Linked DNA regions of Homo sapiens: region 2 is linked to region 1. Evidence: read pairs that join two places in POLR2A ChIA-PET (ENCODE). Cell type or tissue: MCF 10A. All regions are shown on one strand. Links, peaks and the distances in the headings refer to the core of each region. The heading gives the core; the rest is flanking DNA.

The links. ChIA-PET counts read pairs that join two places held together with the same protein. Peaks named below come from ENCODE experiments on the same cell type or tissue, not always from the same donor. Only the 100,000 strongest peaks of a DNase experiment are listed, where the experiment ranks them.
Region 2: POLR2A ChIA-PET joins it to region 1 with 5 read pairs; 3 of 35 experiments call an interaction of 5 or more read pairs at or near these places.

The regions. Positions count from the first base shown.
Region 1 is chr21:36,194,771-36,206,526 of GRCh38, forward strand. DOP1B (DOP1 leucine zipper like protein B) reads left to right here. Exons shown (of 37, transcript NM_001320714.2): 3 at 4,300-4,481; 4 at 5,561-5,731. Among named protein-coding and RNA genes, the nearest start is that of DOP1B, 44 kb to the left of the region's middle. In MCF 10A, for the core only: no CTCF peak of the experiment used is centred there; DNase peaks (open chromatin) are centred at 7,621 and 8,931.
Region 2 is chr21:36,371,003-36,385,806 of GRCh38, forward strand. It overlaps MORC3 (MORC family CW-type zinc finger 3), which reads left to right. Exons shown (of 17, transcript NM_015358.3): 16 at 1,372-1,529; 17 at 4,141-5,630. The coding sequence ends at 4,294. It overlaps CHAF1B (chromatin assembly factor 1 subunit B), which reads left to right and starts at 14,390. Exons shown (of 14, transcript NM_005441.3): 1 at 14,390-14,449. RefSeq lists silencers at 14,222-14,591, 14,622-14,721. In MCF 10A, for the core only: no CTCF peak of the experiment used is centred there; no DNase peak of the experiment used is centred there.

The DNA of each region.
Region 1 (11,756 bases), core at 6,833-10,832:
GCCACTGCACCCAGCCTTCTTGCTGCATTTTTAAAGAAGACAACTGCAGCTTGTCTCTCTTGATAAGCAGTCTGAGTTTGCCTTTAGTGCACCTTTTCTTCAACAGAAATCAGTTGCCTGTCTCAGATGGGCCTTGCTCACATTATTCACATGGGCTGGGTACAGTGGCTGACACCTGTAATCCCAGCACTTTGGGAGGCCAGTGCAGGTGGATCAATTGAGCCCAGGGGTTCGAGGCCAGCCTGAGCAACATGGCAAAATCCCATCTCTACGAAAAAATACCAAAGATGCTGGGCATGATGGCTCATGCCTGTAATCCCAGCACTTTGGGAGGCCAAGGCAGGTAGATCACTTGTGGCCAGGAGTTCAAGACCATCCTGGCCAATGTGGCTCAACTTGTCTCTACTAAAAAATACAAAAATTAGCCAGGTGTGGTGGCACATGCCTGTAATCCCAGCTACTTGGGAGGCTGAGGTGGGAGAATCACTTGAACCTGGGAGGTGGAGGTTGCAGTGAGCTGAGATTGCACCACTGCACTCCAGCCTTGGTGACAGAACAAGACTCTGGCTCAAAAAAAAAAAAAAAAAAAAAATCCCCCCAAAACAAAAAAAAAATCAGCAGGGTGTGGTGGTGCACGCCTATAACCCTGGCTACTCAGGAGACTGAGGTGGGAGGATTGCTTAAGCCTGGGAGTTAGAGGTTGCAGTGAGTTGCAATCACACCACTGCATTCCAGTCTGGGTGACAGAGTGAGACCCTGTCTCAAAAAATCAAAACATGATAAACATGGTCAACATACAGTGAACAAGTTCATTCCACTTTTACTGGTTACAGCCTCAGTTCTGGGCTATGTGTCTTTTTCTATGTCTTTTTCACATTAAATGAAGTGAGGTAACACATGTAAATGAGAAAAAATAGCAATCAGTTCTATTAATTTGAAATGAGTGGTTGTGGTTCCTTGCAATTGCGTTCATATGAAAAGAGATCTATCAGTCAGGATAGGGAAAGTTATGCACAGTAACAAACAATCCTCAAATCATGGTGACTTTTACAACATGGTTTATTTCTGCCTTACTGGATCAGAAAGTAGTTTCTGCTTTCTGAAATTTCTCAGGGGCTTTATCTCAACCTGTGTTTCCATAATCTTAGAGGCAGGGAAAAGAGAAGTGATAAGCTATGAGTTGGCTTTGAAGATCTGTGCCAGAAGTGACTCCCATAATTCTATTCATCTTGTTGGCCCCAAGTATGTCACGTTGCCGTGCCTATACTCAAAAGAGCAGAAGAAAGGGATCCTGCTGTGTGCACAGACTGAGGGAACCTCTTAGGAATCCCAGATGCTCCCCATGGGAAGTACTTAACATCTTTTTTGTCCCAAATAGCAGAAGTCTTAGAGTATAATGAGCAAAAATGAGATTTGGTAGTGTTAAAAAGAGAAAACTCTGCCTTGACAAAAATAATGGTACAGGTCAAGACAGCTTTTAGCTCTCCTGCTCTTGAATCCATGGAGAAAGCTTGTTAGCCTGTGATCAGTAAGCCATGGGAGTCGTGGAAATGTTTTCTGCGGGCTGGCTGGGCATTGCTGGTGGTGAAGCTGGATGTTGGCTGCCTGACCGTTCTATGTGTTTGAAATTGCCCATGAGCAAATGTACTGTTTGCTATCCATTATCCACGTTCATTCCTTCTCTGCTGCTACCGTCAGTCTGTTTTCATCCTTTGTGACAGTGTGGAAGTTAAGTGGCCTCTCCTCTGTTCTTTTTTTTTTTTTCCTTTTTGGAACATAAGCACATTTTTTCACATTATTTTATTAGCATTCCCTTTGTTTTAAGGTATCACATTCTTCATAAATGATGTTTTAAGGGCTAGGCGCAGTGGCTCACACCCATAATCCCAGCATTTTGGGAGGCTGAGGCAGGAGGATTGCGTGAGCCCAGGAGTCTGAGACCAGTTGATCATTCTGAGCAATGTAGGGAGACCTTGTCTCTACAGAACAATCTTTTTAAATTAGCCAGGCTTGGTGGCATGCACCTGCAGTCCCAGCTATTCAGGAGGCCAAGGTGGGAGGATCACTGGAACCTGGAGGTTGAAGCTGCATGGAACCATGATCGCACACTTGCTCTCCAGCCTGTGTAACAGAGTGCAACCCTTTTTTGATGACCACTAGTTATATCTGATTTTTTTTTTTTTTTGAGATGAGATGGAGTCTCACCCTGTCGCCCAGGCTAGAGTGCAGTTGGCTCACTGCAACCTCTGCCTCCTGGGTTCAAGTGATTCTCCTGCCTTAGCCTCCTGAGTAGCTGGGATTATAGGCACGCGCCACCATGCCCGGCTAATTTTTTGTGTCTTTAGTAGAGACAGGGTTTCATCATGTTGGCCAGGTTGGTCTTGAACTCCTGACCTTGTGATCCACCCACCTCTGCCTCCCAAAGTGCCAGGATTATAGGTGTGAGCCACTGCACCTGGCCATATCTGATTTTTTTTAAAGATGTCATTTTATTGAATTTGAGAATTCACTTAGACCACAGATATCTGATGAAAAATATTCTTGTTTTCCTTGTCTTCCTTTCATGTCCTGCATAACCTGAGTGTGCTTTAGAGGTGGGATCGTAGTGTTTGCGTACAAGAGGAAAGTTGTCATGGCCCTGTGGTCATGAGGCTGAGGGCCCACGATTCTGATGTGGATGGAATGCAGCTGGCATTGCACATGTCTTAGATGCTCTTCCCAACTGCCCGCTTTGTTCTAGGCACTGTGCAGGGTGCTGGAGACAGCAGAGAAGAGTGAGATAGTCCCTGCCCTCGCACTGTAGAGGGAAGGCCTGTTCTGCCTCCCTGAGATGGGGGCACTGAGCTAAATCACACGTGAGGAAGAGTTAGCAAGGTGGCCGGAAGGGCATTTAGGCAAGGGGCAGTGAAAGGAAGGCTGGAGCCGTGCTTGGGAGACCTTTTAAGAAACGTGAACTTGGCCAGATGCAGTGGCTCACGGCTGTAATCCCAACAATTTGGGAGGCCGAGGCGGGTGGATCCCTTGAGGTCAGGAGTTCGAGACCAGTCTGGCCAACATGGTGAAACCCCATCTCTACTAAAAATACAAAAAATTAGCTGGATGTGGTGGCGTGTGCCTGTAATCCCAGCTACTCAGGAGGCTGAGGAAGGAGAATCGCTTGAACCCAGGAGGTACAGGAGGTGGAGGTTGCAGTGAGCCAAGATCATGCCATTGCACTCCGGCCTGGGCAACAGAGCAAGACTCCGTCTCAAAAAAAAAAAAAAAAGAAGCGTGAACTTTTACCCTGTAGGCCTTCAGTAAATATTTGTGTGAGCAAATGAACTACTTATGCAGATCATTCCCTGATAACATCAGACACTGTGTTATAAGATTAAGCCGGCCAGGCGCAGTGGATCACATCTGTAATTTTAGCACTTTGGGAGGCCGAGGCGGGTGGATCACAAGGTCAGGAGATTGAGACCATCCTGGCTAACGCGGTGAAACCCTTTCTCTACTAAAAATACAAAAAATTAGTCAGGCATGGTGGCGGGCACCTGTAGTCCCAGCTACTTGGGAGGCTGAGGCAGGAGAATCGCTTGAACCTGGGAGGCAGAGGTTGCAGTGAGCTGAGATTGCGCCACTGCATTCCAGCCTGGGTGACAGAGCAAGACTGCATCTCACAAAAAAAAAAAAGAAAAAAAAAGATTAAGCCATGAGGGGCCTCCCACGCACAAAGTTCTGCCCATGGTTACTCTGTGCCACGAAGGACAGCATCGATCTGTTCACACTCTCGACCTTGCTTCTCGGGTACAGCAAGCACTCTGGGATGCTTTCCCGCAGACGTGTCGTGTATCCTGCTTATGGAAGCCTAGCTTGGGACTACCATTGCTCCAGCCCAGTGGGGTGGTGCTGTTTTCCTCCTGGAGAACACGGGTTCCTCCCAGCACCATCTCCAACTGGTAGAAATGTCAGGCGTCACAGCCTGGAAGGCTTTAATCCCAATCCATATCTTCTGAGTGAGCCCCTACTCATGGCTTCCTGAGATGGAGAAGCACACGGCCCTCACCCATCACGGGCTCAGAGGTGTGACCGAGAAGCTGGCCACCTACTAAGAAAGTCCTTGTGCCTGCCTCATCTCCAGCGCTGCCAGAGCTGCTGTGGACTCTCGCCATGCAGTCCCTCTGCCCCTTTGTTGTGTATGTCTCTTTCTTACAGCCACACTGGGACATGGCTGCAGTCTCTCTGGCTTCAGCAGATCCACTCTCCATTGTAAATATCGCTGCCTTCTTCCTCATGTGTTTTTTTTGTCTTGTTTGACAGGCTCTTCAGAGTAACCTGAGGTACTCCTTGTTGCCAAGACGGCTCCTCATCAGCAAAAGATTAGCTCAGTGTTTGCACCCTGCCCTGCCCAGTGGTGTCCACTTAAAAGCTCTGGAAACCTACGAGATTATCTTTAAAATCGTGGGGACCAAATGGCTGGCCAAGGACTTGTTTCTGTACAGGTGCGATTGCTTCTCTGCTGTGTTCCTTTTTATTACCCAAGTAACCGGTATTTCAGCTCACAAGATGAGAAAATGACAAACAGGCAAAATAAGCGTAGGGCTGTGTGTGCAACAGTTTATCATAAAGCCATCACCAGGAGACGTCACTGGGCGCCTTCTGGAGTCTATCCGTCCTAACTTTGCTTTCTTTCTTTTTTTTTTTAAATTTAAGTTCTAGGGTACATATGCACAACGTGCAGGTTTGTCACACATGTATACATGTGCCATGTTGGTGTGCTGCACCCATTAACTCGTCATTTACATTAGGTGTATCTCCTAGTGCTATCCCTCCCCACTCCCCCGACCCCATGACAGGCCCCAGTGTGTGATGTTCCCCTTCCTGTGTCCAAGTGTTCTCATTGTTCAATCCCCACCTATGAGTGAGAACATGCCATGTTTGGTTTTTTGTCCTTGCGATAGTTTGCTGAGAATGATGGTTTCCAGCTTCATCCATGTCCCTACAAAGGACATGAACTCATCCTTTTTTATGGCTACATAGTATTCCATGGTGTATATGTGCCACATTTTCTTAATCCAGTCTATCATCGATGGACATTTGGGTTGGTTCCAAGTCTTTGCTATTGTGACTAGTGTTGCAATAAATATACGTGTGGATGTGTCTTTATAGCAGTTTGATTTATAATCCTTTGGGTATATACCCAGTAACGGGATGGCTGGGTCAAATGGTATTTCTAGTTCTAGATCCTTGAGGAATCGCCACACTGACTTCCACAATGGTTGAACTAGTTAACAGTCCCACCAACAGTGTGAAAGTGTTCCTATTTCTCCACATCCTCTCCAGCACCCCATTTTGACTTTGCTATAAGGGAACTTTAGCATCTGAACGTGCGGACAGCTTCATTGCTGGCTTGTTACGTAACAGTGTTTTGTGACCATCTCATGTCATACCCACACATCGAAACCAGCAGTTTAAATGGCCAGCTGTTTGCTTGTGAAAACTCCCCTCGGCTGGCTTGTCACCTGGGACTTCTGACTGGGTATCTTATTTCTGCCCCGCTCCCTCTCGTTCTTTCTCGAAGCTGCGGGTTATTTCCTCTCCTGGCACACGCGGCGGTGTCGGTGAGGCCGGTGCTGCTCACCCTGTACGAGAAGTACTTCCTCCCACTGCAGAAGCTGCTCCTGCCCAGTCTGCAGGCCTTCATCGTGGGCCTGCTGCCCGGCCTTGAAGAGGGCTCCGAGATCTCCGACAGGTGCGTGGGCGTCTTGTCCAGGCTGTGTTTACTCCACTGCTTTATAAGACGCGGGGAGGGGGCCGGGCGCAGTGGCTCACGCCTGTAATCCCAGCACTTTGGAAGGCCAAGGTGGGTGGATCACAAGGTCAGGAGATGGAGACCATCCTGGCTAACACGATGAAACCCTGCCTCTACTAAAAATAAAAAAATTTAGCCGGGCATGGTGGCGGGCGTCTGTAGTCCCAGCTACTCGGGAGGCTGAGGCAGGAGAATGGCGTGAACCTGGGAGGCGGAGCTTGCAGTGAGCCGAGATCGCACCACTGCACTCCAGCCTGGACAACAGAGACTCTGTCTCGAAAAAAAAAAAAAAGACACGGGGAAGGAAGTGCAGAGACATGGGAAGCAGCAGTAGGTGTGGAGGTCGGGTTGCTCTTTCACATTTCCTTGGTGGTTGTGATTTCAAATTCCTCCCGGGAATCTCTCTTGTCTCTTTACCAAAGGGGAAGTCCCGAGCCCGGAGAGATGAGATCCTTTAGGCGGAGAGAAATGTAGCTCATTAATAAGGGAGACCATAGTGCAGGGTTCCCATGATGTCCTGTCCCGTTACGGAGTTACCCACAGAGTCACCATGTGTGGAGGGAAGACATACCCTCTTAGGGCGCCTAGTGTGGAGGAAATGAAGGGACCCTTTCCTGGGCACTTGCAGCGTGCATTACACACATGATCACATTGTGTAATGAATTCCTCTGCTCCAGGAGTTACCTCCATTTACAGGTGAGGGTCAGAGGGTAAGAAGGTTTCCCAGTCGCACAGTCAGTGAGCCCCACAGCTGGGATTCTATTCCACTGTATCTATTGGATTCTTTTTTTTTTTTTTTTTTTTGAGACAGAGTCTTGTTCTATCACCCAGGCTGGAGTGCAGTGGTGCGATCTCGGCTCACTACAACCTCCGCCTCCTGGGTTCAAGTGATTCTCCCGCCGCAGCCTCCCAAGTAGCCAAGATTACAGGCTCGTGCCACCACACCCAGCTAATTTTTGTATTTTTAGTAGAGATGGGGTTTCCCTCTGGCGGCCAGGCTGGTCTCAAACTCCTGGCCTCAAGTGATCCGCCCACCTCAGCCTCCCAAAGTGCTGGGATTACAGGCGTGAGCCACCACACACGGCTCATATCAGATTCTAAAGTCCTTCTTCTTTCCATTAAACTAGGCTGCTTCTAAATTAAAAAGCAAAGCCAGGGCAGGGCTTGAGAAGGCAATTTAGTGTGATGTGAAGCAGAATATCTTGACAGGTTTCAGTAGCACCTTGGAGAAATCTATAGCACTCATATGCACAAAAGTTCATGTAGCTTTGTGTGTGTGTGTGTGTGTGGTCACTGCTTAGGAATGGGAGAAAGTGTGAATCTGTTCCGACTATTGAGTATGGCCGGGCACGGTGGCTCACACCTGTAATCCCAGCACTTTGGGAGGCCAGAGCAGGTGGATCACTTGAGGTCAGGAGTTCAAGACCAGCCTGGCCAACATGGTGAAACCCCATATCTACTAAAAATACAAAAAAATTAGCCGGACATGGTGGTGTGCGCCTGTAATCCCAGCTACTTGGGAGGCTGAGGCAGGGGAATAGCTTGAGCCTGCGAGGTGAAGGTTGCAGCGAGCCGAGATTGCACCACTGCACTCCAGCCTGGGTGACAGAGTAAGACTACGTCTCAGAAAAAAACAAACAAACAAACAAAAACCAGACTGTTGAGTATACACAGTGACCTTTGTTTCCGGAGAAGTATAAAGTAAGAACTCACTTCCAGCTTATTAACTCTTCTGAGAGATGCCACAGTGATTCACCTCTGTTAATGGGACCTGTTTTAAGAGCCCATGTTCAGTCACTGGTGACTTTTGTGCTTGTAAAAGCTGCCATGTGATTACACAACGCGCTGCTCATATTACCCTGTGCTGGAGGCCCTAGTCAGGTCACCCTTTCCTGTGGTGTCAGCTGTGACTGAGGGGTGCAGGAGGCTGGAGTCTAACCCAGGAATCAATCCAAGGTCCATTTGCACGGCTCCCCCAGCCTTAAGTAAACCAAGTAATCAGAATGGTTTGAAGGGTTAGTTAGGAAGTGGCCAAGGGTGCATTTCGTGAGCTCTATATCAGGACTTGACAGATGTAACTAAAACATTGCACTTTAACCATTTCAAGCTCTCACATAGACCAGGTGTTGGCTCTCCATTTCCCAAAGGAGAATCCACCTTTACAGTTTCTACCTTAGGAGGCAGAATCTGTCTCGTTGCGGTTTTAAGCCCAGCGCCAGGCCCTGTGGCTGGTACACGGTGAGACTCGGTAAGTGTGTGTTGAGTTAACGAGTGGTCCAGGTCACATAGGAGGCAGCTGGAGGACATTGCCAGACTCCATGCCAATGGACTCCTAATCCCAGGCCCTTTCTAGAAGTTCTGCTGTGTTTGTGTTCTGATGACAGATATGTGAGTATACATCCTACATGATTTTTCCATCATTGGACAGATGAACACATTAGTTCCCTAAAGCTTACTGTGATCTTTTAAATCTGTGTGAATCACACTAGAAGTGTAAATAGTTGGAGTGTTTTTGTTTTCTTAGTTGATAAATAAAGGTTCATTTGAACAGTTGCTAAAGTTGCTTAACATTGATTTTTTTTCTGAATATTGTGATTTCTTGACATTGAACCAAGAGCCAAGTAAAGCTTCATGAATCACCGAATCTATTTAGCTGTGACAGAAAACCAAATGCAGTGTGGCACCCAGAAGTGATTAGTTATCAGCTCTCCAAGGTGGATGCAGGTGAAAGGTTATACAATAATCTCTGAGCCAGTGTGTTGCAGCCACAGTAATTGAAGTGACTGTACAAGATTTTTTGGTTGCTATATCCATTTCAGTCTGAGACGGTTTGGTAACTGTTCCCAGAAGTGCTTGGGTAGCCAGGTGTGGTGACAGGCACCTGTAATCCCAGCTATTTGGAAGACTGAGGCAGAAGAATCACTTGAACCTCGGAGGTGGAGGTTGCAGTGAGCCAAGATCGCACCACTGCACTCTAGCCTGGGCAACAGAGCAAGACTCCATCTCAAAAAAGAAAAAAAGTGCTTGGGAATTGAGTGAAACACCCCAACAAATGTGCAGAGAGCAGAAAGGGAGGGTGCAGTGGGGGGGGTCATGATGAGCACGTGGGTAGAAATTGCAAAGTGGTGAGTTAGGTTGAGCTGGTGAAGGCTGGGATGACTCACAGGTTTCATGTAGGTGGAGGCTGTCCCTGGTGTGTGCTTTTTAGTGAACCATAAGGAATGAAACTTTTGGCCCCTGTTAGAACTTATTATCCACCCTGGCTTTCTAACCCTTTGGGGTCTGCAGATAACCTATGACTGGTCAGAAATCCTTTTTTTTTTTTTTTAAGTGCCCATGAAATAGCTACATAGCTGTGTTTTGCTGTACTAAGAAAACAAGATTAGAACAGGGAAAGCACTAAACTCTTCTTCTCAGGAGATGAGGAGAGGTGAATGTTTTAAATGGTTTGTAAGAAGGCAACAACTAGCTCACCAGATATTTCCATTTAAATCAGTAATTTTCAATGTAGTAGTAATTTTGCCTCTCAGGGTACATTTGACAATATCTGGAGACAGTTTTGGCTGTCACAACTGGGGGTGGGGAGGGTGCTACTGATATTTAGTGGGTAGAGTCCAGGAGCTGCTGAACATTTTACAATGCACACAGGTGCCCCGACAACAAAGACTTACCTGGTCCCAGATGTCAGTGGGGTGGACGTTCAGAAACCCTGGCTTAAAGAGTTGAAAAATATTTATTGACATTTCTTTTCTTTTGGAGCTCATTAATAAGGGAGGCCATAGTACAGAGTTTCCATGATGTCCTGTCCCATTAAAGAGTTACCCACAGCGTCACCATATGAAGAGGGGAAGACGTACCCTCTTAGGGCCCCTATCGTGGAGGAAACAAATGGACCCTTTACTGAGCACTTGCGACGTGCATGACCCACATGATCACATTGAATTCCAGGGTCTTGCTGTGTACCCAGGCTGGAGTACAGTGGCAGGATTATAGCTCACTGCAGTCTCAACCTCCAAGGATAAAACGATCCTCCGGCCTCAGCCTTCCAAAGCACTGAGATTACAGGCATGAGCCACCCCTTTTGGCTGACATTTCTATTTTTTTTTTTTTTTTGAGACAGTCTCGCTCTGTCGCCCAGGCTGGAGTGCAGTGGCGCAATCTTGGCTCACTGCAACCTCCACCTCCCGGGTACAAGCGATTCTCCTCCCTCAGCCTCCCGAGTAGCTGGGACTACAGGCATGCACCATGACACCTGGCTAATTTTTGTATTTTTAGTAGAGACGGAGTTTCACCATGTTGGCCAGGCTGGTCTTGAACTCCTGGCCTCAAGTGATCCACCTGCCTCAGCCTCCCAAAGTGCTGGGATTACAGGCGTGAGCCACTGCACCCAGCACCAACATTTCTTTTGGTTGGTTTCAGGCACTGTGATCATGATCTGTGCTGGTTCGAGGCTTTTTTTTTGCCCCCTCTTTAGCGCTGTTTCTGACCTGCAGTTTACAGTACAGGGTGCTGTTGTCACTGCCCTGCCTCTTCAGTTTCAGATGATTGTACCAAAGCGGTGCTGTCTTGTGACAGCTTGGCTTTCCATGGTTGTCCTTTTGGCAAGCAGCTGCAGAACCAAAGTTGTGGAGTGCTTGGGATTTGCGGTGCCCGGCCCATGCCACTCACCTGCTCTCAGTTGTGGAGTGGAGCATGCCAGTGTCATTTGAAGGAGCTGCGTTTGCAGGAGGCATGAGAGAGCATAAGCTGGGATGAGTTAGGAAGGATGGAAATACTTGGGGTTTGGAAGTTGGGTTTTTTTTTTTAATGTTTGTTGGTTTTTTGTTTGTTTTTGTTTTGTTTTTTGAGATGGAGTCTCACTCTGTTGCCCAGGCTGGAGTGCAGCGGTGCAATCTTGGCACCCTGCAGCCTCCACCTCCTGGGTTCAAGCAATTCTCCTGCCTCAGCCTCACGAGAAGCTGGGATTACAGGTGCGAACCACCATGCCCAGCTAATTTTGTATTTTTAGTAGAGACGGGGTTTTACCATGTTGGCCAGGCTGATCTTGAACTCCTGGGCTCAAATGATCCACCTGCCTTGGCCTCCCAAAGTGCTGGGATTACAGGTGTCAGCCACTGTGCCTGGCCCGTTTGTTGGTTTTGAATTAAAAGTTTAGGGTTCCCAGTGGGGCATGGTGGCTCATGCCTGTAATTCCAGCACTTTGGGAGGCCGAGGCGGGGGGTTACCTGAGCTCAGGTGTTCAAGACCAGCTTGGCCAACATGGTGAAACCCCGTATCTACCAAAAAAAAAATACAAAAATTAGCCAGGCATGGTGGCGGCTGCCTGTAATCCCAGATACTCAGGAGGCTGAGCCAGGAGAATCACTTGAACCTGGGAGGCAGAGGTTGCAGTGAGCCAAGATCGTGCCATTGCACTCCAGCCTGGGCAACAAGAGTGAAACTCCGTCTCAAAAAAAAAAAAGTTTAGAGTTCTGGACTGTAAACTGCACACTAATATTGGAATTTAACAACCGAGATGATCATAGTAACTCTTGTTGAGTAGGAAGTTATTTCGTTTTTAACCCCGTTTATTTTGCTCTCTCATACCAAAGGTTTGTCATAGTTGCTGTTGTTTCTACTATGATGTCATTTAAATTGTTAGTATGCATCCATTTTTTTTAGAATAAAATGAGACTTAAAAAACAAAGCTGGCTGGGCACAGTGGCTCACACCTGTAGTCCCAGCACTGAGAGGCCATGCAGGGTGGACCACTTGAAGCCAAAAGTTCAAGACCAGCCTGGGCAACATGGTGAAACTCTGTCTACATATAAAATGCAAAAATTAGCCCAGTGTGGCAGCATGGGTGTGTAGTCCCAGCTACTCAGAGGCTGAGGCAGGAAAATTGATTGAGCCCAGGAGGTCAGGGCTGCAGTGAGCTGTGTTCATGCCACTGCACTCCAGCCTGGGTGACAGAGTAACACCCTGC
Region 2 (14,804 bases), core at 9,614-13,613, 180 kb after region 1:
CATCTGGCTAAAGGGTGCCTGGGAAATGCAGTCTTTATGCATGGGTTCTTCTACTGAGAAAGAAGGAGAAAAACGATAAATACCAAGAGACAAATGATAAATATCAGTAGCTTCTTCATATGCCCCTACTTCAAATTCAGGTAGCTCCTTTTAATCTATTTTATACATTTTTGTGTGTGAGGCCTTTGAAAGGATTTTCCTGCTAAAAAGAGTTTGGGAACCATGGTGTGGTGCTGTGCTGTCTCTTCCTTGGGAATATTTGCTACTCATGCAAACACTAATCTTGATGTCTTGGCTCAGGAGTTGAATGACAAAATACAGATGCTCCTCAACTTATGATGGTGTCAGTCCTGAAAAACCCATCATAGGTTGGAAACAGCATTAACTCCAACATTCATTTAATTACAGCCAACCTCCCAAAATCTTAGCCTAGCCTAACCTGCCTTAAAGTGCTCAGAACACTTGTGTTAGCCTACATTTGGGCAAAATCATCTAACACAAAGTCTGGTTTATTACAACATACTGAGTATTTCATGTAATGTATTGAATCTGTGCTGAAAATGAAAAACAGAATGATTGTATTGGTATGCAAAGTGTGGTTTCTATAGAATGCATATAACTTTCACACCATCATAAAGCTGGAAAATCATAAAGTCAAACCGTTGTAAGTCAGGGACCATCTGTTTATAAAAAGCATAAACTCATTATTGTAACTTAATTATAAGCTGATGAGTATGCAAGAAATAAAAACCACTGTGACATTAACATAATTTAGGCATTAGTATCTTGGTTTTTCTGTTTTGTTTTGTTTTGTTTTTTTTTTTTTTTGAGATGGAACTTCGCTCTTGTTGCCCAGGCTGGAGTGCAATGGCGTGATCTCAGCTCACCGCAACCTCCACCTCCTGGGTTCAAGCAGTTCTCCTGCCTCAGCCTCCCGAGTAGCTGAGATTACAGGCGGCTGCCATCACACCCAGCTAATTTTGTATTTTTTGTAGAGATGGGGTTTCTCCATTTTGGTCAGGCTGGTCTTAAACTCCTGATCTCAGGTGATCTGCCCACCTCAGCCTCCCAAAGTGCTGGGATTATAGGCGTGAGCCACCATGCCCGGCTGGTTTTTCATTTTCTAGGTACCACTTTTTTTTTTAAATCAAGTGGTAATATGTTGTATTCTCTCAGTGTAAAAAGATGTAGAAGTGAAGCTGTAAACGAATGAAGCCTTGTTTATAGAAAACTACTGGTTTTTCTTTGTGTATTTGTTTTTTGATAGTTGATAATGTTATCAAGCAGGTTCTCTATATTAGCTTGAAATTTCACTTTGCCATTAGTATTTTTAAGTTTTACAGTTATAAAGCTCATTTATATTTTTGTTAGGTTGAATTGCTGGAAATGGAAAAGTCACAAATCCGTTCACAGTGTGAAGAACTCAAAACTGAAGTAGAACAGTTAAAATCTACAAATCAACAGACGGCAACAGATGTTTCAACATCAAGTAACATTGAGGAGTCTGTAAATCATATGGATGGAGAAAGGTAATATTAAATGAGGCGTTTTTGTGGGGCTGCAATTATGGTTAGGATACTATTTATTTTTATCTGCTAGCACCCATCAAATAGATACTGTTCTGTCAAAAGAAGTTATTGATGGTCTGCTGTGACCCTGGTGTTATGATAGATAAAAAAGAAGTGACACTTCATTATCCTTCCTTTCCAGTTTCTGACCCTTTAGGTTCTATTTAAGTGGAATAGGAATTTAGAAGGGATAAAGCATTTGATTGGTCAGAGTGGTTTTAGAATGCTTTTTGAAGGAAAATAAAAATGGACAAGATATTGAAGAATAGGGGGAATTTGGCCATGAGTAGAAGACAGGAGACTTTTACTGAAACTCACTCCTTCAACCTGTTTTTCTTTTATTGTCGTACTTGGTACCATGTCTTTATGGCTTGCTGTCCTTATTTCACTGTATGCTCACTCTAATCTTTTAGGAAATTGCAAAATTATTAAAAATTGCCATAGTACAGATGATATTAGGAAGAAGTCCTATTAAAACAAGTAGATAGGCCAGGCGTGGTGGCTCACACCTATAATTCTAGCACTTTGGGAGGCTGAGTTGGGCGGATCACCTGAGGTCAGGAGTTCAAGACCAGCCTGGCCAACATGGTGAAACCCTGTCTCTACTAAAAGTACAAAAATTAGCCGGGCGTGGTGGCAGGCGCCTGTAGTCCCAGCTACTCGGGAGGCTCAGGCAGGAGAATCGCTTGAACCTAGGAGGTGGAGGTTGCAGTGAGCCGAGATTGCGCCACTGCACTCCAGCCTGGGTGACAGAGCAAGACTCTGTCTTAAAACCAAGCGTGGTGCCTCATGCTTGTAATCCCAGCACTTTGGGAGGCCAAGATGGGTGGATCACTTGAGGTCAGGAGTTCGAGACCAGCCTGACCAACATGGTGAAACCCCGTCTCTACTAAAAATACAAAATTAGCTTGGCATGGTGGTGCACACCTGTAACCCCAGCTACTTGGGAGGCTGAGGCAGGAGAATCGCTTGAACCTGGGAGAAGGAGGTTGCAGTGAGCCAAGATCGCGCCATCACGCTGTGGCCTTGGCAACAAGAGCAAAACTCCGTCTCAAAAAAAAAAAAAGCTGGTATGGGAACGATTAAAGTATTATCAAAGGTCTAGTGGACTCTTACCATAAAAGCTCACAAAAAAACATGCTCAAAATCACATTCTCCGCATTATCAGACTAAGGAAGAACATCTTGATCCCTTCATAGATTTCCACTCGAGAAAAATCAGTATCTAAATTAAATATGGACTTATTATATTGTAGTGGGGTAGGGAACAAGAACAACTGTAACACTCATTTTATGTGTTTGCCATAATATTTGAAGCAAAAGCTGCCTTACAGTTTAGGTGTTTATTGCTTAAATACTTTTGGGCATTTTTTAAAAAGTCTAGAATGTTGATATTCATAAACTTGGAAGGCATAATTATCTTAATCTATGGTTTCCCAGTGTTTTCAGCAAACCATTGTTCTCTGTAAATGCACGGTAACTTAAGCATGTAATAGGATCAGAGCAGTCCTACAATTATTATTATTATTATTTTTTTGGAGACAGAGTCTTGATCTGATGCCCAGGCTGGAGTACAGTTGCATAATCTCGGCTCACTGCAACCTCTGCCTCCCAGGTTCAAGCAATTCTCCTGCCTCAGCCTCACCAGTAGCTGGGACTATAGGTGTGCGCCACCACGCCCAGCTACATTTTGTATTTTTAGGGAGAGACGGGGTTTCACCATGTTGATCAGGCTGGTCTTGAACTCCTGACCTCAGGCGATCTGCCCGCCTCAGCCTCCCAAAGTGCTGGGATTACAGGCGTGAACCTCTGTGCCCGGCGTAAAAAAAAAGCTGCTTTAACATTGTTTAACACAATGTTTTGCAAGCTTATTTGACCACAGAACCTTTTATTACCTCTTACACAACTATGGATATCTTATAGAACATGTTTTAGATAATTCTGGCTAAGCATGGTGGTTCATGCCTGTAATCCCAGCACTCTGAGGTGGGCAGAATGCTTGATTGAGCCCAGGAGTTTGAGACCAGCCTGGGCAATATAGTGAAACCCCATTGCTACAAATAATAATAATAAAAATTAACCGGGCATGGTGGTGTGGGCCTGTGCTTCCAGCTACTCAGGAGGCTGAGGTGGGAGAATTGCGTGAACCCTGGAGAGCAGTGGTGCCATCGCAGCTCACTGCAGCCTTGACCTCCTGGGCTCAGGTGATCCCCCACCTCACCCTCTTGAGAAGCTGAGACTACAGGTGTCGTCACCAAGCCCGGCTAATATTTTGTGTTTTTAGTAGAGTCAGGGTTTCACCATGTTGGCCAGGCTGGTCTCGAACTCCTGGGCTCCAGCGATCTCCCTCCTCGGCTTCACAAATGCTGGGAATACAGGCATGGGCAAGTGCACCTGACTCATAAAAGTGAATTATTAAAGTAAATTGAGTTCTCTAGGGGAGGTTTTGCTTTTCCTTTTGTTTAATTGTATATTATTCTACGGAGATTTGATTTTGATATTTTACTTTTTAAGGTCTACATGAATCTTAACTTGTAATGCTCATCTAATAAGTTACATATTTGTATTTGCAGCCTCAAACTCCGATCTCTTCGAGTTAACGTAGGACAACTGCTGGCTATGATTGTGCCTGATCTTGATCTTCAGCAAGTGAATTACGATGTTGATGTAGTTGATGAGATTTTAGGACAAGTTGTTGAACAAATGAGTGAAATCAGTAGTACTTAAAGTATATGTTATGTAAGATAAAATATTTGCTCAATTCTTTTGGTTGTACAGCTTTCAAAATATAATTAATTTTGTTTTATAGATATGATAGGCAACAGACTGAAAACCATAATCTTTACTGTATTCTATGCATTCAAATGTGGTCACAAATATTGTGGACACATTATCTTATGTTTTGAAATACCTGTGAATTGTTGGCATTGAGCAGCTGAAGCTAACTCATGACTCTGTTTTGAATGTAAATATTTGTAATTAAGCCTGCACATATTTTTTTATTGCCCTAGAGTACTCAAGTGTTTTTCACCAAGAGCTTTTCAGGTTGCCCCTAAGCTTTGTGCAATTTTTTCTGGTTCCCCAAAGTGTATTTTTCTCTAAGTCGAGGGCTATGCCATAATACAAATGGAAATGTTACCTTTGATTTTCTTATAAAGGAGTTTAAATAGGATTTTTAAATAATGTAGTAACACTCCTGATACAACTCTGGTTATAAGTGAATTGAGCATTAATGTTTCTTTTGTATAAATTCCTGTCCTGAAATATTTTATTCATGAAAATAAGGTAAGCAAAAACCAACTCCATTTTGCCAGGATTTTGTTGTGCTGAGATTGCCAATCACGGTTAAACACAAAGTGTTTTTATAGAATGAAGAAACAGTCTTTAACAGAAAAAAGGTATTGAAATATTAAATGGCCACCAAGTTTACTTTGAAGCCCATTTTTGGCTGTTTAGTCAGCATGAAGTGGGCATGATAATTTTTTAATATTTCTTTTTGTGAAATTTCCTGTACAGCCTTTTGTAGGATTACTACAGGTTAATGTGAGTTGAGGAAGACAGTCTTTCTCAAACAATACTACATACCTTTTATTATATTACAAACCTAAGTGTTTTATATCCTAGAGTCAAGGAACAAATTTCCTTAGGATTATAGTATTACATGCCATAAAATACTATGCTTTATTGGTCCCATGTTTTGTGCAATTTTAAAGAGATGGCTTTCTATTAAGTATAAACTATGTATATATAAGAACCATATTTTCCACAACTAAAATGTGCATTATTTTTTCCAAAGTTTTATCATTGCTATTTATTTTTACCTTTGTTTTTGAACATTCAATCCGTTCATTTTGTATGTATGCTTAATACGTGTCGGTCATATACAGTATTGAATTTTTACTGTATAGTAATTCTGGAAAGAGCAAATAAATGAAGATTGTTTTTATTTGCCTGATAAAGTAATTGAAAGTGTATTTTTGGTATGAAGCTGGTTTTCTGTCACAATTGTAATTTCCCAAATTTTAAAATATCTTATAATAAAATAAAAATATATGATGGCTAACTGTTCAAATGCTACTTTTAAAGACTTAATATTAACCTCAAATTATTTTAAAACTAAAAATGTATTCATTAGACCCTCAACTTGAGCTCATTTTAACTACTTTAATTGCAGTTTATTTTTTGAAGACTGTTTCCATTAAGACTGAGGCTGAGCTCCTCTTTCCTCAGAGCATGTATATTCTGTTTTCAAAAGCTTTTTCTCAGCCTGGCGCAGTGGCTCACGCCTGTAATCCCAGCACTTTGGGAGGCCGAGGCGGGCGGATCACCTGAGGTCGGGAGTTCAAGACCAGCCTGACTAACATGGAGAAATGCCGTCTCTGCTAAAAATACAAAATTAGCCGGGTGTGGTGATGCATGCCTGTAATCCCAGCTACTCAGGAGGCTGAGGCAGGAGAATCACTTGAACCTGGGAGGTGGAGGTTGCAGCGAGCCGAGATCACACCATTGCACTCCAGCCTGGGCAACAAGAGCGAAACTCCGTCTCAAAAAAAAAGGACTTTTCTTTGTATAAATCATTTACTCTAGAGAAACCTTGCCTAAATAATAGCAGCTATGTAAATCATATGTAAGTTTTGTGAATATCTAACTCATGCAGTGGTTCTTTTTGGAATTTGCTATTTTTCCCTTCCTTTTGGCCAGCTTCTCTATGTATTCTTGCAAAAATATTTCCTGTAGCTGTCTGGCTTGATGGGAAAATTAATCATGGGATTAGTAAGAGAAACTTGCTTGCTAAATTGATTCTTTGGAAGCACTTAGATACTTTTTGCTCTTTATGAAGATATTGAAGTATTGCCAAGATATGAGACTTCGAAAATGTGGCTCACAGTTGCAGACAGAACAACTGTTGTTTAACAGAACAACGTGGGCTTTCATGATGTATGTACCTTTCTCTTTCTTTTGTTGCATGTGGGGGACAGTATTGCTTCAACTAATGTTTATTACTTTAAAACACGAAAGGTATGAGGAAGTAAACCAAAACAGTCCACAGTCTTCAAACAGGACCTAGGGTGGCAAAATCAGTGAAAGCTGAGTGAGCACACAGAGCAGGAGGGCATGGCACGTCCCTGTGTGCTTCCTTTGGGCCTCAAATTCTTCATGTGGCAGGTCCAGTTGGTGACGCTGCCTGTGATCTCAGACGCTTGATTCTTGCTGTCACATGAGACGTCTTAAACTTGGGTCATACATCATTGAGGAATCATTTAAGTTCTCACCTCTGGCTGCGTAGTAGAATTACTTGGGGAGTTTTTTAAACTCCCAAAGTCAGGCTGCACCTCACGTTAATTAAGTCAGCGTCCTTGGGGTTAGACCCAGATAACAGTATTTTTCAAGGCCTCCCGGGTTAATTCCAGTGCACCATCAGAGCCAAGCACTGTTGAGTTGTGTCTTCTGTTGAGTATTTATAAATGTTGAACTTGAGTGGTTCACGAAACAAACGGGATCAGCATATCCACTTTCTCACTGGGGCAAGCAGGGGGAGGGAGGGGAAGCAGAGCGGTGCCCCGGTAGAGATGTAAATGAACAGTGAAAAGACTTTCTCCACGGCCTCTAAAGGTAACCACTATTGGCTTTTGTGTGCATACATGCACACATTCATGTGTATGTATTTTATTTACATTAAATTGCGTATATTTGTGTCGATATTTACACAGTGGGATTATACCATATAATTGATAACTAAACATTTCCATATCATTCTTTCAAAAAGCTTAAGTAACATTTCATCATAGGAATATGCTCCTAATGGTTACTTACTTACTTACTTTTCGTTAGAAAGAATATACTGGCTGGGCGCAGTGGCTCGTGCCTGTAATCCCAGCACTTTGGGAGGCCAAGGTGGGTGGATCATGAGGTCAGGAGATCGAGACCATCCTGGCCAACATGGTAAAACCCCATCTCTACTAAAAATACAAAAATTAGCTGGGCGTGGTGGTGGGCTCCTGTAATCCCAGCTACTTGGGAGGCTGAGGCAGGAGAATCACTTAACCCCAGGAGGCAGAGGTTGCAGTGAGCCGAGATCACACCACTGCACTCCAGACTGGTGACAGAGCGAGACTCCGTCTCAAAGTATACTGTGAAGATTAATACATACCACACATGATTTTCCGATTAAATCCAGAGTGTAAATTGTTAACAGTGAATATTGATAGGTCAAAGAATGTATGCCATGTACATTTAAATAAATATTGCCATCCAAAAAAAGGTTGCAGGAATTTATACTTAGGATGAGTAATAAATATGAGTGTTTTCCTCAAAGTCTCTCAAACTTACTTTTGCTAATTTGATATGTGAAAATATGACAGCTGACATTTGTCTCAGTCCTTACATTGGCCATTTTAATTTTCTGTGTTTTATACATGTTCTTTGCCTATTCTTTTCCACTGTGTTCTTGTCTTCTTGCTGTAAAGAAGCTGAAAGCTTGTGTTAATTTGGCCACACACCACCCAAAAACTACCCAGACACACTACCCATTTCTTCCTATTTCAGAAAATCCACAGTAGGTTGTCTTTTTTTTTTTTTTTTTTTTTTTTTTTTTGAGACAGGGTTTCATTCTGTTGCCCAGGCTAGAGTGCAGTGGTGTGATCATGGCTTACTGCAGCCTCAACCTCCGAGGCCCAAATGCTCCAGCTGCCTCAGCCTCCCGAGTAGCTGGCACTAGAGGCGTGCACCACCATGCCCAGCTAATTTTTCTATTTTTTGTAGAGATGGGGTTTCGCCATGTCCAGGCTGGTCTTAAGCTCCTGGACTCAAGCAGTCCACCCTTCTGGGCCTCCCAAATTGTTGGGATTACAGGCATTTGAGCCACCGCGCCTGACTGGTTAAGTCCTATTTTGTGCAGTGTCTCATAAACAGGGACTCACTGAAGTGGCTTGAAAATCTAAATAGAATCCTATCTGCATATTTGTCTGTTGAATGTTGGTCACAGCTCACAAGATGAATGCTATTAATATCTGATTGGCGTAGAGGAAAAAATAAATCTGTTGCTTTTTAGAATTGTCTATTGATCACAGAGTTAACTTTCACATACTAGCCTGTAGGAAGAAAGTCTGGTTAAGAGTTAACAAGAAACCTTTTAAAGCCACAATTTCTTAGAGAGTCATCAGGACTCAATGTCTTGGTAACAAGACAGAATAAATTTAAATTTGAATATAAAGGACTTTTATCCCAACCTGGCTAACAATATTTAGGTTATGTATGTGCTTGATATGTGAATATCTAGAATTTGGCTGTAGTTCGTTTTTTTTTTTTTTTTTTTTTTTTTTTTTTTTTTTTTTTGAGACAAAGTATCATTCTGTTGCCCAGGCTGGAGTGCAGTGGCATGATCACAGTTCACTGCAGCCTCAACCTCTCAGGCTCAAGTGACCTCCCACCTCAGCCCCCACGAGTAGTAGGAACTACAGGCACATGCCACTGCGCCCAGCTAATTTTTGAATATTTTGTAGAGACTGGGTTTGCCATGTTGCCCAGGCTGCTCCAACTTCTGGCCTAAAGCCATCTGCCCGCCTCGGCCTCCCAAAATGCTGGGATTACAGGCGTGAGCCATCACGCCCAGCTGGCTGTATCTTCATAACAAAATGTAATGGTGTTTTATATTCACAAAGGAGTCAAGTCTTCCTAATCTCCCATGGGGTTCCTGTTGGAAGTGAGGCTCTTGGTTTGTACTGTGATCTGAACCATGACTGAATTAAGGTAATTTGAGTATAGAATTTTTTCTGTTCTAGGCAATTGTCTCTTGTTTTGTGACTCCCTTGGTGGGAATCTCTCTCAAAATGTGATATTCATGGAGGCAACTGAAGTACCAGCAAGCTTGTCCAACCTGCCTTGCTTGGTTGTGTTTTTTTAGTTTTTTTTCCCCAGGCTGGTCTCAAGAACTTCTGGGCTCAAGGGATCTGCTCACATTGGCCTCCCAAAGTGTTGGGATTACAGGCATGAACCACTGCTTCTGGCTTTAAATATATATATATTTTTTGAGACAGGCTCTTGCTTTGTCACCCAGGCTCGAGTAGCAGTGGCGCGATCACAGCTCACTACAGCCGCAATCTCCCGGGCTCAGGTAATCCTCCCACCTCAGCCTCCTGGGTAGCCAGGACCACAGGCACACACCACTATGCCCAGCTAATTTTCGTATTTTTTGTGGAGACAGATTTTTGACTTGTTGCCCAGGCTGGTCTCAAAATTCCTGGGCTCAAGCGATGCACTCCCCCACCTCTTAACCTCCTAAAGTGTGGGGATTACAGGAATGAGCCCTAACTTAGGGTTTTGTTTTTTTTGTTTGTTTGTTTTTCTGTACTCTGTATACTCCAGGGTATTTCAGATGTAAGGTATTTCAATACATCTAATAAATTTCCTGGTCTAGACTTGGTGACAGCCATTTCTCCAAAAGTTCTGCTTCATTTTGTGGGAAATGCTATTTGAAGATAATAATCTAGGCACAGATATAGTCATTGTTTCTAGTTAGGCCATTTCTTTTTCTTCTTCTTCTTTTTTTTTTTTTTTTTTTTTTTTCTTTTGCGACAGGTCTTGCTCTGTTGCCCAGGCTGGAGTACAATGGCATAATCATAGCTCACTACATCCTCAAACTCCTGGGCTCAAGTGCTTCGCCTTCCTCAGCCTCCCAAGTACCTGGGACTATAGGTGCATGCCACCATGCCTGGCTGATTTTTTTTTTTTTTTTCTAGATACGGAGTCTTGCTACGTTGCCCACGCTGGTCTTGAACTCCTGGGCTCAAGTGATCCTCCTGCTTCAGCCTCCCAAAATGTTGATATTACCGGCATAAGCCACTGTGCCTGGCCTAGTTTGGGCATTTCTAGGCCTTTTTAGTAGACTGAACTAAAAGAGACTATAATATAGTCTCTTTTGCTGAAAATCTGGGTTCCTAACCACACAAGTATTTGCTCTTCCTAATGTATACATAAATACATAGGTATGCATATATGTAACAATACCAATATTTTCTAGCCATAGTATGACTGAAGGTAAGCTTTCTTTGGGGTAGTATAAAATTTCTGTGTTTGCCAATCACTTGAAATAATAACTCCTTGTGTGCATCACACACATCCATGTTGCTGCCTGTGTCAGTCAGTGTAGAGTTCTCCAGAAAATCGGAGCCCAATATGATAGATGCAAGAGATTGATCAGGAGGAGTGGCTTAAGTGGTTATGGAGTCTGAGAAGTCCCATGATCTGCTGTCTGCAAGATGGAGACCCAAGAAAGCCTGTGGTATAACTTAGTCCCACTCCAAAGCCCTGAGAACCAGGGACACCAGTGGCATAAGTCCTGGAGTCAAAAGACCTGAGAACCAGGAGCTCTGATGTCTGAGGGTGGAAGAGGATGTCCCAACTCAAGAAGAGACAGAATTTGCCCTTCCTCTACTTTTTGTTCTTTTCAGACTCAACAGGTTGGATGATGCCCCAGATACTGCCCAGGTTGGTGAGGGCGGATCTTCTGTACTCAGTCTACTGATTCAAATGCTAAAGTCTTCCAGAAACACCCTCATAGTCAGAAGTAATGTTGACCACCTATCGGGTATGTCTTAGCCCGGGCAAACTGAGGCATAAAATTAACTATCACAGTATTTCTTTTGGATTACCGAGTAGAATACCGTGGTATGAATATGGCACAGTCTGATTACCTTTTCTCCTGTGGGTGGACATTTGGTGTCTTTCTAGTTTGGGGCTATTATGGATAATGATTCTTGTATGAGTTTGCTTTTGTTTTCCTGATATATATGCCAAGGAGTGGAATTGCTGAGTCATAGGGTAGGCGTATCATTAACTTTATTAGACAGTGCTGAACAGTTTTCTAAAGTATTTACATCAGTTTACACTTCCACCAGTAGTGTGCCAGAGGTCCCGTTGTTCTCAATCTCCTGTATTGATTTCCGTCATTTCTATTTTTCTTTTTCTTTCTTTTTTTTTTTTTTTTTTTCAGACTGAGTCTGTTTCTGTCGCCCAGACTGGAGTGCAGTGGCATGATCTTGGCTCACTGCCCTCTGGGTTCAAGTGATTCTAGTGCCTCAGCCTCCGAGTAGCTGGGATTACAGGCGCCACCACCATGCCTGGCTGTTATTATTATTATTATTATTATTATTTTTGAGATGGAGTTCTGCTCTTGTTGCCCAGGCTGGAGTGCAATGGCGCAATCTCGGCTCACTGCAATCTCCGCCTCCCAGGTTGAAACGATTCTCTGGCCTCAGCCTCCTGAGTAGCTGGGATTACAGGTGCCTGCCACCGCGCCTGACCTATTTTTTCTATTTTTAGTAGAGATGGGGTTTCACCATGTTGGCCAGGCTGGTCTCAAATTCCTGACCTCAAGTGATCCGCCCGCTTCAGCCTCCCAGATGCTGCAATTACAGGCGTGAGCCACTACGCCTGGCTTCTCCTAGTTTTCTTATTCTGATATTTGCTCAACATTTTTTTCCAACCCTGTACTGAATTTTGTATGTCTGTTATCAAAGCTTTTTTTTTTTTTTTTTTTGAGACAGAATCTCACTCTGCCACCCAGGCTGGAGTGCAGTGGTGCCATCTCAGCTCACTGCAACCTCCAAGTCCCGGGTTCAATGGATTCTCTTGCCTCAGCCTCCCTAGTATCCCGAGTAGCTGGGATTACAGGCACACACTACCACTCTGTATAGTTTTTGTATTTTTATAGAGAAGGGGTTTTGCCATGTTGGCCAGGCTGGTCTGGAACTCCTAGCCTCAAGCAATCTGCCTGCTTTGGCCTCCCAAAGCGTTGGGATTATAGATGTGAGCCACCATGCCCGGCTCAGATTTTGATTTTAGAATGTTCACACTTACAAATGGAAATTAAAATGCCTTGAGAAGTTTTTTTTCGAAGCTGAGTTAAGAGTTAGTCCCTTTATATCAATTTTCATTATTAAAAAGTTCTCAGGAACCAAATAACATTGGTCCCCTTAAATTGAGGCAGTTCTGCTCAAAATGGATGCTTGGGGCCCAAGCTGAACAACAGTGGTTGTTGAGGAATCTAGTTAGAATTGCGTTATAGGAATTCCCTTTTTTTTTTTTTTTTTTTTTTTTGAGACAGAGTCTCGCTCTCTCGCCCAGGCTGGAGTGCAGTGGCACGATCTCGGCTCACTGCAAGCCCCGCTTCCCGGGTTCACGCCATTGTCTTGCCTCAGCCTCCCGAGTAGCTGGGACTACAGGCGCCCGCCGCCACGCCCGACTAATTTTTTGTAATTTTTGTAGAGATGGGGTTTCACCATGTTAGCCAGGATGGCCTCGATCTCCTGACCTCATGATCCGCCCACCTCGGCCTCCTAAAGTGCTGGGATTACAGGCGTGAGCTACCGCGACCGGCAGGAATTCTTTAGTCCAACATTTGTGGTGCAAACTTTGAGGTTTTGAACAAATACTTTTTTTTTTTTTTTTGAGAAAATATTTGACAGCCCAGGGCCTCTCTCTAGAGCCGCATCCCCTGCCCGTGTTGGCTCATCAAGTTGGCACTGAAGTCGGATCTCTAAAATGTTCGCCAAGAAAGCCAACTCCTTCATGTACTTTTAATACTTAAAGCATGTGTTTTTATCTTTTAAATCCACAGTTCAGAGTCGTGACACTTCAAGAGGTGGGCAGATTATTCATTTGTGAATGAACAGCATTTATGAGAAATTTGGAGAAATTTTATGTTTGAGAGACACGAAGAATCCAGAGCTTTCCAAAACAGACTGATGATCACACCCACCGGGGAGTTTATGAAAATGCAAGCCCCTGGAGCACGGGCCTCTGCTGGATATTCGGAATCATGGGGCTGAGTAGGGCCAGGAATCTGTACTTTTAGAACAGCCATATTATCTAAAGTATATAGTCATTCCCAGTCCAAGCTCTGTAAATCCTGAAGAGAAAAATCTAAAAACTGCATATCCGGATTATGTTATTCTAGCTTCCTGTAGAAATCAGGCTTCAAGGAGCATACAGCCATTCTCATCAACATGAGACACGGATTTGTAGGCAATTTCTGTACCTTTCATAAAGCTGGCTAAAAGCATCAGCCGGTATTTATATAAGAATCCATGTCTGTTCTTTTTTTCCAAAAATCCTAGAGCAGTTGGCTCCTCAGATAACCCTGTGTGTTTCTTTTATCCAGTAAAAGCAGCGCATCCAGAGGTACTTGTTTCCTGGCCTTCTGCGAAGCCCACAGATAAATTAGGTCTCATTTGGAAACGTCCCATTTCGAAAAGCCTGAGGTATCTATCTCTGCCTACCGACTGATTTACAGCCTCACTTTAAAATGTTAGTCTGTTCTTAAAAAGGGTTTATAACTGCATCTACTATAATAATAAAATGTAAGCAACCTTGCGCTAGGTACTGAACAATTTCATAGCTTTGAACTCTCCAAAATGTTCTAGAAGCCAATACAGAAAACCCAAAAATCTCAGTTTTTGTTTGCAGAAGGGGCAAGAGAACCGGTTGTGTTAGCCCTCCAAGTGCCCAGCGCCAGCATAGGGTCTGTCTAACACACAGCCCAGGCTCTGTAAACCTTTGCTAAAAGAGCGAATCAACAAGGAATAAGTAATGGATAATAATAATAAATAATAATGAATCCATTCTTCCTTCGGTCGTGGGTCTGGCAGGCATAAATTCCGGCCGGGATTCCGACCCCAGGGCCAGAGCAGGACTCGCCTTGGCGTCTATGAGTGGGCGGGGCTTCCCTGGGGTACCGCCCACGTCGGGCGGGACCTGAGGGCCGCTGGAGGGGCGGGGCGTCTATGAGGTCCCGCCCATGCGGGGGCGGGGCCTGCGGCGCGCGGGAAGCGGCGCGCGCTGCGCGGGAGGTGACGGTGCCTCTGACTGTCCGGGTCCCTCCAGGTACGGCTTCCCTGGCCCGGGCAGCTCCGCGGCTCTTTTGGTCGCGTCGGTCCGGGCCAGAGGCCCTCGCCGAGGGCGGGCCCCTGGGCCCCGGGATAGCTCCGGAGCGGCGCGCGTTGGGGCGGCGGGGCCCCGTCCACCCCCGGCCCCGCGCGGCCTCCTCCCGGCGGCCTCAGTCCCAGCTTCCCGGGCCCAGCGCCCGGTCCCTGGGAAAGGCGGGGTTCTCCTCTCGCCCCGCCGCCCCGGTCCCCTACCCCGTTTGGCCCCCTCTTCCGGGAGGCTCCTCCCGGGGCGGGCCCCTCCCCGGGCTCTCAGGGCGCGCCCCTAGCCCCTACTAAGCGGGGACAGGCCGTGC